Linked DNA regions of Homo sapiens: region 1 is linked to region 2. The links are chromatin loops, found by intact Hi-C in ENCODE. Cell type or tissue: B cell. All regions are shown on one strand. Each heading gives the region's core, and the rest is flanking DNA. Links, peaks and the distances in the headings are about the cores only. Region 1 overlaps TCF12 (transcription factor 12). Region 2 overlaps CGNL1 (cingulin like 1).

Region 1 (2,500 bases), core at 1-2,500, 310 kb after region 2:
ACCTTGTAAAGAGATGACATGTGAGTGAATGCTGTCTCTCAAATGTGCAGTATTTTAGTTAGCCTTGCTAATTAAGTCAGACATCAAAATTCCAGGTTTTATATCTGAACATTATATTGCAGACTTCTCTGGTAGTATATGCTACTTTGTAAATATGTTCAGAAAGTTGTTATTCTGGTTTTTCTAATATCCTCACATTTTAGAAAATTTACTTCTGCAAGAAAGAAATCAAGAATATAAAACTCCAGTGAAATAATGCATCATTTTCAAACCAATCCACTAGCATTCAATGCATATTATTTAAAGTTAATAGTGTTATTGATCTAAAATCAATAGTGCATCTTTTAATTCAACAATCACTCCCATCTTGCTGATAACCCAGTCTATCAGTAAAAAGCCTTCTAATTACTATCTTTCCACTGTATGAAAATCTTAAAAATCAAAGACTTGATTTTTGTGATCTTTACTCAAGTGGCACTCCATGAAAAAAACTGTTCCAATTAAGCCTCAATTGTGATTACCAAAATCTTAACCAAACCAATAACCAGTGGATATTAAAGATTAGTCTGAGTACTGGTAAATAACTTATTTGGATATCAACACATATAAATATACACTTCTCAACACAATGTAAAGACACATGCTAAAATTCATAAAATAGCGTCTGTCTCAGATACAGGATATCAGATGTCATACTGTTTCTTTACAAATATCTCAAGTCTAAATTGAGTTTTAGAAATGCTTAATGATTAACAAAACAGAAAACACCTACCTATATAGCCAATGGAAACAATCACCTCTGTAAACTGCATTTTTAAGGCAAAAGAACAATTAATTTCCTTTTGACAACCATACGACTATAATGAGGATATGTAAAAACAGCCATACCTCCTGGAGAAGAAAGCAAATAAATCTCTTTCTGAGGTGAATAAATTGTATCCCTCCGACATCAACATGAACAGAACTGACAGATCATACAAAGCTTCTAAAAGGCAATCATTAGATAACCCTTCAAATGAGACAGAACTATATAATTACTGAGAATATGTAAAATCTGAAGCAAATTGCACGTTTCTTTTGATCACAAACTCACAACGACAAAGCAGTTTTCTTTGAAAAATTAAAGAGGGGGGGTCCCCCTGCCCCTGCATCTCTTGGCTGTCCCTTTCTTTCCCCTTTCCTTCCCTACGTGAATTGCAGTTTGTCACTTCTCATTTACCACTTGAAGTAACACAGTAAGAGAATCATTAACTATGTTGCAACTTGATAATTTTCCTGCAGATGGCTCCATAATCAAAGGACTGCCTAAAGGTGTGTGTATGCACACATTAAAAAAAACAATGAGGATGACCCTCAGGTTTTTAAATTCCTTAAGAAACCAGCACTTCTGAAGAGCTTTCAAGACTGACACAAGGCTTTGCGCTATTGACTCGTTAGGCAATCTAACAACAAAACAAAACTGTAGGCAAACAAAGCTATCATTCAAAATCATCTGTAAAGCTAAATAATTTTTGTGAACATGATGTCTTGGGTCAAATTAGCTGTCTCTTAAAGAAAGTGCCACCCGTTTTTTTGTTTCTTCTTTTGGCCTGTGCGATTTTTTTTTCTTCTGAACTGGAAGACATCAGATCCTTTCAATTTATGAGAAATGGAACAGCACCAAGATATTCTATTCTATTTTAAATTCATTTTTTAAAAGACCAGAAGTTAACATCTGCATCTTAGCCCAGAACCATTTCAAAAATCTGCAATCCAAAGCTGTAAGTAACTTATACATTAAGTTATTTTTTGGTCCCCAATCTATATTTTTGTTTCAGTAAAAATTCTTGCTAGTGGTAGTAATTTTTTAATACTTCTTGCCTCTAAATAAATGTTGAGTCTACCAAAACATCCTCCCTCACATTTGTGACAATAAAGTAAAAAAGCAAAGCTAATTTTTGCTATATTCACTGGAAGAAATCATACAGATCTTGAATTTATGAAAAGACGTATCTTTTAAGAATGGTTTCTTATTAGTAAATTCTGGTGACCATTCTTAACAAAAGCCAAAAAATACTTCACTTTGAAAAGACATCTAAGAAGAGTGACATCAACAGGGAAAAAGATGGGAAATGGTGTCAGTCATACATTTTCAACAAAGAACAACGCAAAACAAGCAGTGCTTGACCAGTATTTGGTTATGCTTCACTATTCCTAACAATGACAAGTGTCCCTAAACAGACACTGGGAAACAGATATAAAACTTGGAAGAAATTTGTTAAGCTACTTGTTCTATGTAGCAGTAGCACATGTGTATGCAGTAGGGCAGAAGTATTCTCCCTATCATTCATTAGTATTCTATGTAATATAAGATGGGCTACTCAGGTCCCAGAAAACTGTGGAGTTATATCATGTAACGCGAAAGAGCACTAAACTGGGAGTCAGGAGACAGGGATCCAGGTTTCAGCTCTGCCTCTCAGGAGGCAAGAGAGCTTAGGGTAGGTCGTTGACTCTCCCTGAG
Region 2 (8,612 bases), core at 2,430-4,929:
TATTTGAGCATGTTTCTGTCAAGTCTCTGTTTCTCCCTGTGAATCAATAACTTTAAACAGATCTACCCAAGCCAGTGCCTGTTAAAAGACAATGTGGAAAAAACACTTGACGCTCCGGACAATCTTTTGTCTGCAAGAGCCTTGCAGGAGTCAATCTACAGCAGCCTTCTAAGCCTTCTAAGGAACAGCATGCATTTGCACGATGCACTCCCAAACCTGCATTGGATTAACCAAAAGACAGTGCTAACCAATTCTGTTAAACTCATCATCACTTCAGAATAATAATTGGTGGTTTCTTTGTTGGCTCCTAATCTAACCTAATTGAGTGTTCAGAGAAAAACATTTCAAAGCAGCTTTGTGTATGAAGAAAAGAGGCTTCTAACACAAACCACCCCACTTACAACTGGGGGTTGTCAGCCTTGAGCACGTGTTTCTCCTGTCACCAGCCAATCTGTCATAGGTCTAAGTAAACTCAGAGCCACAAATGCTAAAAAGCAATTGGCATTCCAAGTTTTAAATGTGAACCTGCAGCATTTGTATATAAATATTGTCTCTGCAATTGCCAAAGTGGATTGACAAGCAATGGGCACCTCTATCCCTAAATATTATTCTATTTATCACAATAAAACACCCAGGATTCTTGTGAGTGAGTGACTGTCTGTGAACGGCCCCCAGGTAGTGATCAAAACCTATAGGGAAGTTAGAAAACCCTCACCCAGGAGCCAAGCATCTCTAAGGCCAACTTGGATTGGAGCTGGGCCCTGCACCGAAGCCTCCTGTTTATTCAGTGGTTCCTGATGCCTCCAAGACCAGTCTCACTATAGTCAGACATCACTCAGGATCCACAAGAGCTGCATTTACATACAACAGCCACCTGAGTTTACAGAAAATGTCCGTCGTTAGGAGAGCTCTTGAGTCTTGAAAATTAATTTAAGTGCTAGTGAAGGAGCAGGCAAGACGTAGTCACAGCAAGACGGTCCTGCTTGCCGCCTCTTAGGGGACGAAACACCCCTCAAGCGCATCTCATGGTAGCAGGGTCTTCAGAGCCATTCATTTTGTAATTAATGAGAAAATAGCTAAATATTGCAAAGGGGCAAATGAAGCTTAGCTATGCCACTCCTTCTAGACCTAAGTCGGCCAAAGGAAACGATCTCTTTAGTCAGGATATAGCAGTGGAAATGACCTAACAACCCAATCACCAGCTAAAAGCACCTCTTTATAAGACTGTCTTCTTGCCTAAAAGCCATACTGCACAGAACCCAGCAGGAGTGTTAAGGGTGCCGGCCAGGGCCATTACTCCAAAGGTTCTTCCTCCACTGCCTGAAGGGGCTTTAGCTTGTTTTGAGCCAGGTTGTTTAAGGCCCTAGAATAATCAGTTTCTAGTTAAGTGGGTTGACCTTAGCTTGCCTTAGAATTACCTCCCCTAAAGAGATCAGAGCCAGGACATTAGCAAAATGTACAGCAGTCCAACAAAAGAGCAATAAAACTGTAATCAGGTTATTCTAGTCTCTAAAAGAGGCCCATCTAATAAAATCTTCAATGACTTAAACAACACTCCCTAGATATAAACAGCTACTAAGTCCCCTGGACGTTTTGAAAATTATTTCTGTTTATTTGCAAAGTTGAATCAGGAATTCCATTGATTTTGAATTTAAGCCATCTCTCCATGGCCTTGAGCACTGTCTTTTATCAAAACTTTGACAATTTTAACTTCTCTGAAAAGACTGAGACTATTTTTTAGTGTCTCTCTCAATTCCATTTTTTCAGTGTCTCTCCCTCTCTCTAAATTCTACTGGGGCGTGTGTGTGTGTGTGTGTGTGTGTGTGTGTGTGTGTGTGTGTGTGTGTGTTTCTGGGGGTTAGTTTTGCTCCTAAGAATTATTCTTTTTTAAAAGTTCAGATGGAGTGATTCTAAGGTTCTTCTTGTCAACCTCAGTGAACTGTTCACACTTAGATTCTGTTACTTCATTTACATTTTTCTAATATGTGGTGTTTTCAGCTTGTGACTAGATCACCCCCATCTGGTGAGTGCATTCAGCACTTTCTGATATGCTGTCTTGGACTATGTACATACTATGTATACCACAGTAAATTGAGCCACAGTGTGCTGCGAGCTCTGGCAAAGCCCAATAACCTCTAAGGGAAAATGGGCCAGAAACAGGAAGCAAGAATGGAGAATGTGGTGTGGCAAATGAAGAATGATGATTCCTAGGAGGCTCCTCTCTGGACATGCAGCAGTCTGGTTCCTTCTAGTTAGCTGGAAGCACTGCCCCAAAGAACAAACAGAAAAGGAACTATCTGTGCCCTTAGGCAAAATCACCTAATGTCCCTGAGAATCTGTTCCATTTCCTCTCAAGACAATGAGAATGTTAGACTAATTTATATCCATCATTCCTTCTAGCTCTGATGTCCTGAGTCTATAAATGACTGGCCCCTTCCTTCAATCAAGAAATAACCTCACTACACCCAGCTGTGGGAGAGAATAAAAATCCAAGACTTCCCAAAGGCTGAGCTGAGAGCAAAGAGGCTGCTTCTCTCGTGGCCCAGCCTCGCTCTCTGCAGGTCCCCCAGCTCACACTGTACGGCCCACAGACCTCCATCTGCTTGACCAGCCTGCTGCGGTCATCTTTGAGGTGACTCTTGGCTTCCAGCTCATACTCCAGGTCCTTCAGCGTCTGCTCCAGAAGCTGCCTTTTTGTGAGTGCTTCATCCTGAGCTCTCTGGTAGTCCCGTAACTCTTCCTCCATCAGACGCATCTAGGAGGAGAGACAGCTGGGATGGTTTTCTGGGGTGCATCAAGAGCATAGAGACCTCCACAGACAGTGCACAGGCTGACCCCACCAAAAGGAAGATCAGCTGGACTCCCACAATATGGGAGATCAGAAGACCTTGAGCAAGTCCTACCTCCCTCTGGGCCTTACTTTCCTTTTTGTAAAAAGAGGAGGTTTTCCAGCTACAGGCAGCAACCTATTAGGTTACAAATTCTATTTGGTAGATATTGACCAGCATTTTTTAATTAAATAGAACAGAAAAAAATAGCAGAGTATTAGCAAATATTGATTTGCAAATCTTTTGTGCTAGACATTCATATATTTGTGCAGATGCGTGTATTCCTGGGTTGCAAGATATAGTTTTTTTTTGTCTTTTTTTTTTGAGATGGAGTCTTGCTTTGTTGCCCAGGCTGGTGTGCAGTGGTGCGATCTTGGCTAACTGCAGCCTCCATCTCCTGAGTTCAAACAATTCTCCTGCCTCAGCCTCCCAAGTAGCTGGGATTACAGGTGCATGCCACCACACTGAGCTAATTTTTGTATTTTTAGTACAGATGGAGCTTCACCATGGTGGCCAGGCTGGTCTCGAACTTCTCAACTCAGGTGATGCCCGCCTCAGTCTCCCAAAGTATTGGGATTGCAGGCATGAGCCACCGTGCTCAGCTGAATGCAAAATGTCGTTTTTACTAGGTCATGTTAAAACCTCTCGAGAGCCCCTTAACTAAATACATGTTTCCCAGGGGGTAATTTATTGTCTACCTGTATCACTGTCACCTCAAAAGAGGTTTCAACTCAGTGAAAAAGAACACACAACTGAATTAATGACCGCAAAGCAACCTACTGGCAAAAAACCTAACAACATACACAGGCACATTAGGGAAAGCCACTGCTTTGTAGAAGAACATGATTAGCTAGCTTAATTTATAATGTTGTTGTTTTTTCCATCCACAAGGTGGCACTCAACTAACAGCTTTGAAGAAAGCGCAACAGACAAAACAGCTTGATTCACAAGGGCCAGTCAGTGTCTTGAACTTCTCTAGAAGCTCCCTGGGGAGACCAGCCAGCTCAGGGCACAGTAGGTCTTCCTTAAACATCTGTGTGGGCTGATCTGGTGAAGCCGCAGGCTGTCTGCTTTGTTCTAAGTGTCCTACCCTCTTGGAGTTGGTACTAGTATTGAGTAGAGCTAGTCTCATGAATAGAATAATACACCAGGGGGTCTGTTTCCTTCAGAGTATATGAAAGTGAATGGCCATCTCCGCTACAGAATGCCACCCTTCTGCAGTGTCTGGCACAGAAGAGTTGGAAAGCCCCAGTAGTTGAGGACAGCTTTGGAGAACCCGTGGAAAAGCTTGAGGAAATGTGTTCTTCTCTGGGAGGCTGACAGGAGCACTGGGCATTTCTAAGAGAACAGCCTAGCCTTGAAGATGACATCTCCAGATGAAGACCCACATCTGGTTTTAGTGGTTACCATGACAGAAAGTACATGAAAGCACAGAATGAAAATCACCCCATGGAAAACAGTGATGGGACATTTTCTGGATACAGAGGATGTGCTATATTCCAGAGCGTTAAAAAAACAAAAAACAAAAACGCTCTATGACTCAGTTTCCTCATTCACAAAATTGGGATAATTATAAAATCAGCCTTCTAAAGCTATTATGAGAATCAAATGAGATGATACCCAGAAAGAACATGAGTGTGAGGGTCAGAAAGAATGACAGGCAAATGTGCAGCCTGCGTTTCCTTCCTGTCCCCCTTCCCAATGCCCAGCGTGCCCTCCTCCACTGCTCAGCACAGCCCCACCTTCCACACCCAGCAGGTCCCTCCTAACACCCGGTAAGGGCCCCATCATACTCAGAGTCCTTGACGAGGGCCGGCAGAAGAGATTAACTAGCATGGTGTCTGTGAACAATGTATCCTGAATCATAAGCAAGCAAACAACTTTTGAACTTCCTAGTGCTACCTTTAAGTAGTTAAAATCACCCTTTGCTAAAAGAGATGTAGAAAATAAACTGAACAATGGTAATCACTAAGTCTCGATTCTCTAAAGATCATGCTTATCAGAGGTAGAATGGGTGAAAAATGCCTATTTCTCTCAAAGCAAAGGCAGCCACTATTACAGCACTTAGAACGGACTCCTGTAGCTTTTGGGGTTTTTTTTTAACCAAGATCTTCAACCAGCTCAATCAAAACACAAGCAGAGGGGCAGTGAACAGAGTTGAGCCTGAGTTTTTTAAGGATCCAGAGAGACCTTGGCTTGTTAATTCACTTTTGTTTTAAACAACTCCATCACTCTACCAACTTAGTCAAGGGTGGTATCTCACTGCAGTTTCCCTGCAGAATGATGAGGTGTCCATGTCTGTTGCTCACATGGAAACAGTGTCTCACAGGGCTGCATCAGTGAGAAAAATCCAGGAAGGGCCATCTTTATTTTCCTTGCAAGGAATCCTTTTTTTTTTTTGTTTTGGAAGGACTGCTCTTTTATAAACAATACTGGTCTCCATCTGGCCTTAACTAGTCTCTCTGGACCTCAGTTTCCTTATCTAACTAGAGGATCTCTATGTTTCTTTCCAACCCAAGGATTCTATCATAAAAATCATTATATAAAACGCAACGGGAAGTACTTTTCAGGGGTCATTGTGACACTGTGATCTTCTGAAGTCAAATCAGACCAGGTGCTTGTTGGTGTTCTGGCAGATACCTGAATCCTTCTGCCTCTGTGCTGTAGTAATGAATGTGATTTTTTTTTTTTTAATACCAAAGAGAACTGTGATGTCAGTGCGCTAATTTCACTGCTTACTTGGAGTCCTGTATCACATAACCCTGAGCCAAAGGGGATCCATTATCAGGGGCCTTTCAAGAGTGTTCTAGAAGCCTGCAATAAATATCTATTGTTCTTTTACACAGTTTCAGCACTGACTCATGGGTGACTTTTCTTTGATCATCAAAGAAATTAAAGTTTGTTTTTTAAAGAAAAAAATGTTTTCCTGTGGAATCTTGGTGCTCTCGGCACTGTTCATGAAAAATAAGCCCCTAAAATTAAAGAAAAGGAAATTAATATTTATGAAGTGTCCGGGATGTACAGACTCGCTGCTACACAGTCTCACATATTAACTCATTTAATTAAGTCACTAATATTTGGTATATTTTTAAAGAGGTAGAAACATATGCTCAGAAAACTGGGGTTAAGTTGCTCAAGGTGACCCAGTTGGCAAGAGGTATAGCTAGAAATCAGCATAGGCTGTGCTTACATTTTGAAGCCTCCGGCTTTCCATTAAAACAATCAAAAACATCCCCTTTCTTTTTCTCAGTTCTTGAGAGGCCAAGCCTGAAGGGAGCTAGCATTTGGGTTTCTTTGCTCAATTATTCTTAAATATAAAACGAATGTTTTAATCATTTCAATACTCATAAATTCCTGAGGATTTCTTTTACTCGCCATTATTGTTGTTGTGAAACTCTTGTCCGCCACCCTCATGCCAATAAAAGTCTGTATTTTCAAAAATCAATGGCCAAAAAACAGTCAGTTACTGTAATCCCTATTCTAGGATTAAATTAAAACATGAAAGCATATAAATAAATCATCTGGACACAGCTGGGCACATCATGGCTGCTCCATAAATGGCAGCTAAACATTTTAGGCAAAAAATTATAGATTCATCAAGAAAATGGTCAGGTTAAAGCTGTGTCCATTTAGCCTCACAGTCCGCCGGTGGGTCCTTTGTGCTCCAGAATGCCATTTGCCCACGGAACCCATCCAGAAGGTGAAGAATGAAGAGTCAAGCACCAAAGCTGTCTCACGAATCTACCCCCAAGTCCCTCACAGAAGACTTTCAGGGCAAAGGATACTTTGAATAAGGGATAAAGGAAGAACTTATCTGGCCAGGCATTACCTCATCCTGCATTTTCATGGCTGTCAGTCGGGACTTTTCTGCCTCCAGCGTTTTCTCCTTCAACTGTCTTTGCATTTCTGCGAGCTCCCTGCGGTTTTTCTCCTTATACTCATCCAGCTGGTTCTGGAGCTCCAGGGTTGAGGTACGGGAGGCCTCAACAATGTCTGCCATCTAGAAGAAGTGACACGGGTGTGAGCCCACCCTGGGATGCTCTGAGACCAGGGTCTGGGTCCCATTTCAACACACAGCACATCTCCTCTTCTCCCTTTCTTCTATGGCCCCCTCAAAGATGGCCCAGCACCTGATCCTGAGTCAGCCAGGTGTGGGCACCTGTGACTTGGAAGCAGCATGGAGGAGTGAGCAGGCACGTCCTTTGGAGCCAGGCACACAGCCTCAGGGTCCTAGGGCTGCTGTGCCACTTACCAGTACATGACTGGGGCACGTCGTTAACCTCTCTGGGCCCTGGCCATGTCCACACTGGAAACACCGAAATCATATCTACCTTACAGGGTTGTTGTCAGAATTAGTATCCACAGATACAGATAAAATTTTATCAGCAGATACAGATAAAATTCTAGTTAGAAACAAAATAGTTAGTAAAGTGCCTGGTACATAATACATGTCAGAAAACAGCAGACACTCGTGTCAACTCCCAGAATACAGAAAGCCTGCCAGCTTTGTGCCTTTACCCCTTCTGGGTATGGTGGGGCAGACATAAAGAGAAAGAGCAGCAGCTACTGAGCTCTGAAGCTGCCTTTCACACTCCTGGACAAGCAATAGAGATGCAAAGGTAGAGACTCTGCACAGAGATGTCGATTCTGATTCACTCAACATTGGTTCCATCTGCACTGACACACAGCCTTCTTCTACTAACTGTTAAGAGGTGATTCTGGTGCCCAGAATCCAGAGGGTACTGGCATTAATGTTTTCTAGACCAGTGTCTATCTTTTCAACAAATCCAAAGAGCTGCCTCTTGGGATCTGCAAATCCCTGACACTTTTGTGCTTAGACCTACTGCAGGTTTCCCAGGCTTTCACCAGACCCTCAGAGGGGACTGGGTCCAACAAAGACATCTGGCCCTACTTCCTCTTTCCTCCTCCAGCCCCTCACCTCCTTCTGCAGTTTCTCAATGGTTTTGCCCAGGTGCCACCGCTCATTCTCCATCTCGTTCTTCAACCTTCTTAGCTGCTCCTTCTGCTCACTCTCCTCTTTGAGCTTCTCAGACAACTGCTTCTGCTCCTGGGTAGTCTGACTCAGATTTCCCTGCAAATGGCAGGGAAAGGACAGTGCTGTCACCTACTAACCAGGTAGCCACAGGAACGGGTGGCACAGGGAACTTCATAGTCACACTGCAAAGCAATCAGATCTGTTAAATCCGTGATGAGGAAGAAGATCAAAATAAAGCTGTCAGAGATAGAAGGGCATTGTTGGTTCTGAAATTCAAGGACCAAATAGGAAAGTTGACTTACCCAAAAACATCCACAGGAATGAAGGGGCAGACAAACAACGTGCTACAGAAATACATGGCCAAGGCTGCTGGTGGTGGGAATTCAGGATGGTGTCTGAAAACCTGAATGTTCATGCTTGAAATTCGAGGTCAAGTTATACATTACAACAATCTAAACCTACTTGGCAATTTATATCCTGTGACACACAGCATCACACCTAATGTTCCAGTATTTACTATGCTATGCAGATGGTTCTTACAGTTAGAATAACTAAAAATGAATCGCTAAGAGAACACTACCCCACAGAACAAAGGTCCATTTGGGTAAAGGCAGTTGTCATCAACAAAATCCATGAATTGGACTCAGACACAGGCAAAAAGGAATTTGGAAACACACAGGTTGGTGAACTTGATGAACAGAAGGTGTTAAATGGAAGAGACACTACTCAGATAAAATACTAGCCAGGTAGGTGGTTGTTGATTGAATCAGCACCAAATACTAGTGCCT

The links. Hi-C counts contacts between places; a loop is a spot of excess contacts. Peaks named below come from ENCODE experiments on the same cell type or tissue, not always from the same donor. Only the 100,000 strongest peaks of a DNase experiment are listed, where the experiment ranks them.
Region 1: it touches region 2 in a loop (24-fold over the local background); 2 of 110 quality-filtered maps call a loop at or near these places.

The regions. Positions count from the first base shown.
Region 1 is chr15:57,212,785-57,215,284 of GRCh38, reverse strand. All of the region lies in intron 8 of TCF12 (transcription factor 12), which reads right to left. Among named protein-coding and RNA genes, the nearest start is that of SNORD13D, 65 kb to the left of the region's middle. In B cell, for the core only: CTCF peaks have their summits at 1,071 and 1,277 (motif pointing right); a DNase peak (open chromatin) is centred at 1,274.
Region 2 is chr15:57,522,797-57,531,408 of GRCh38, reverse strand. CGNL1 (cingulin like 1) reads right to left here. Exons shown (of 19, transcript NM_032866.5): 11 at 7,768-7,920; 12 at 6,658-6,828; 13 at 2,594-2,755. Among named protein-coding and RNA genes, the nearest start is that of GCOM1, 65 kb to the left of the region's middle. RefSeq lists an enhancer at 3,536-4,119. In B cell, for the core only: CTCF peaks have their summits at 3,504 and 3,706 (motif pointing right); a DNase peak (open chromatin) is centred at 3,778.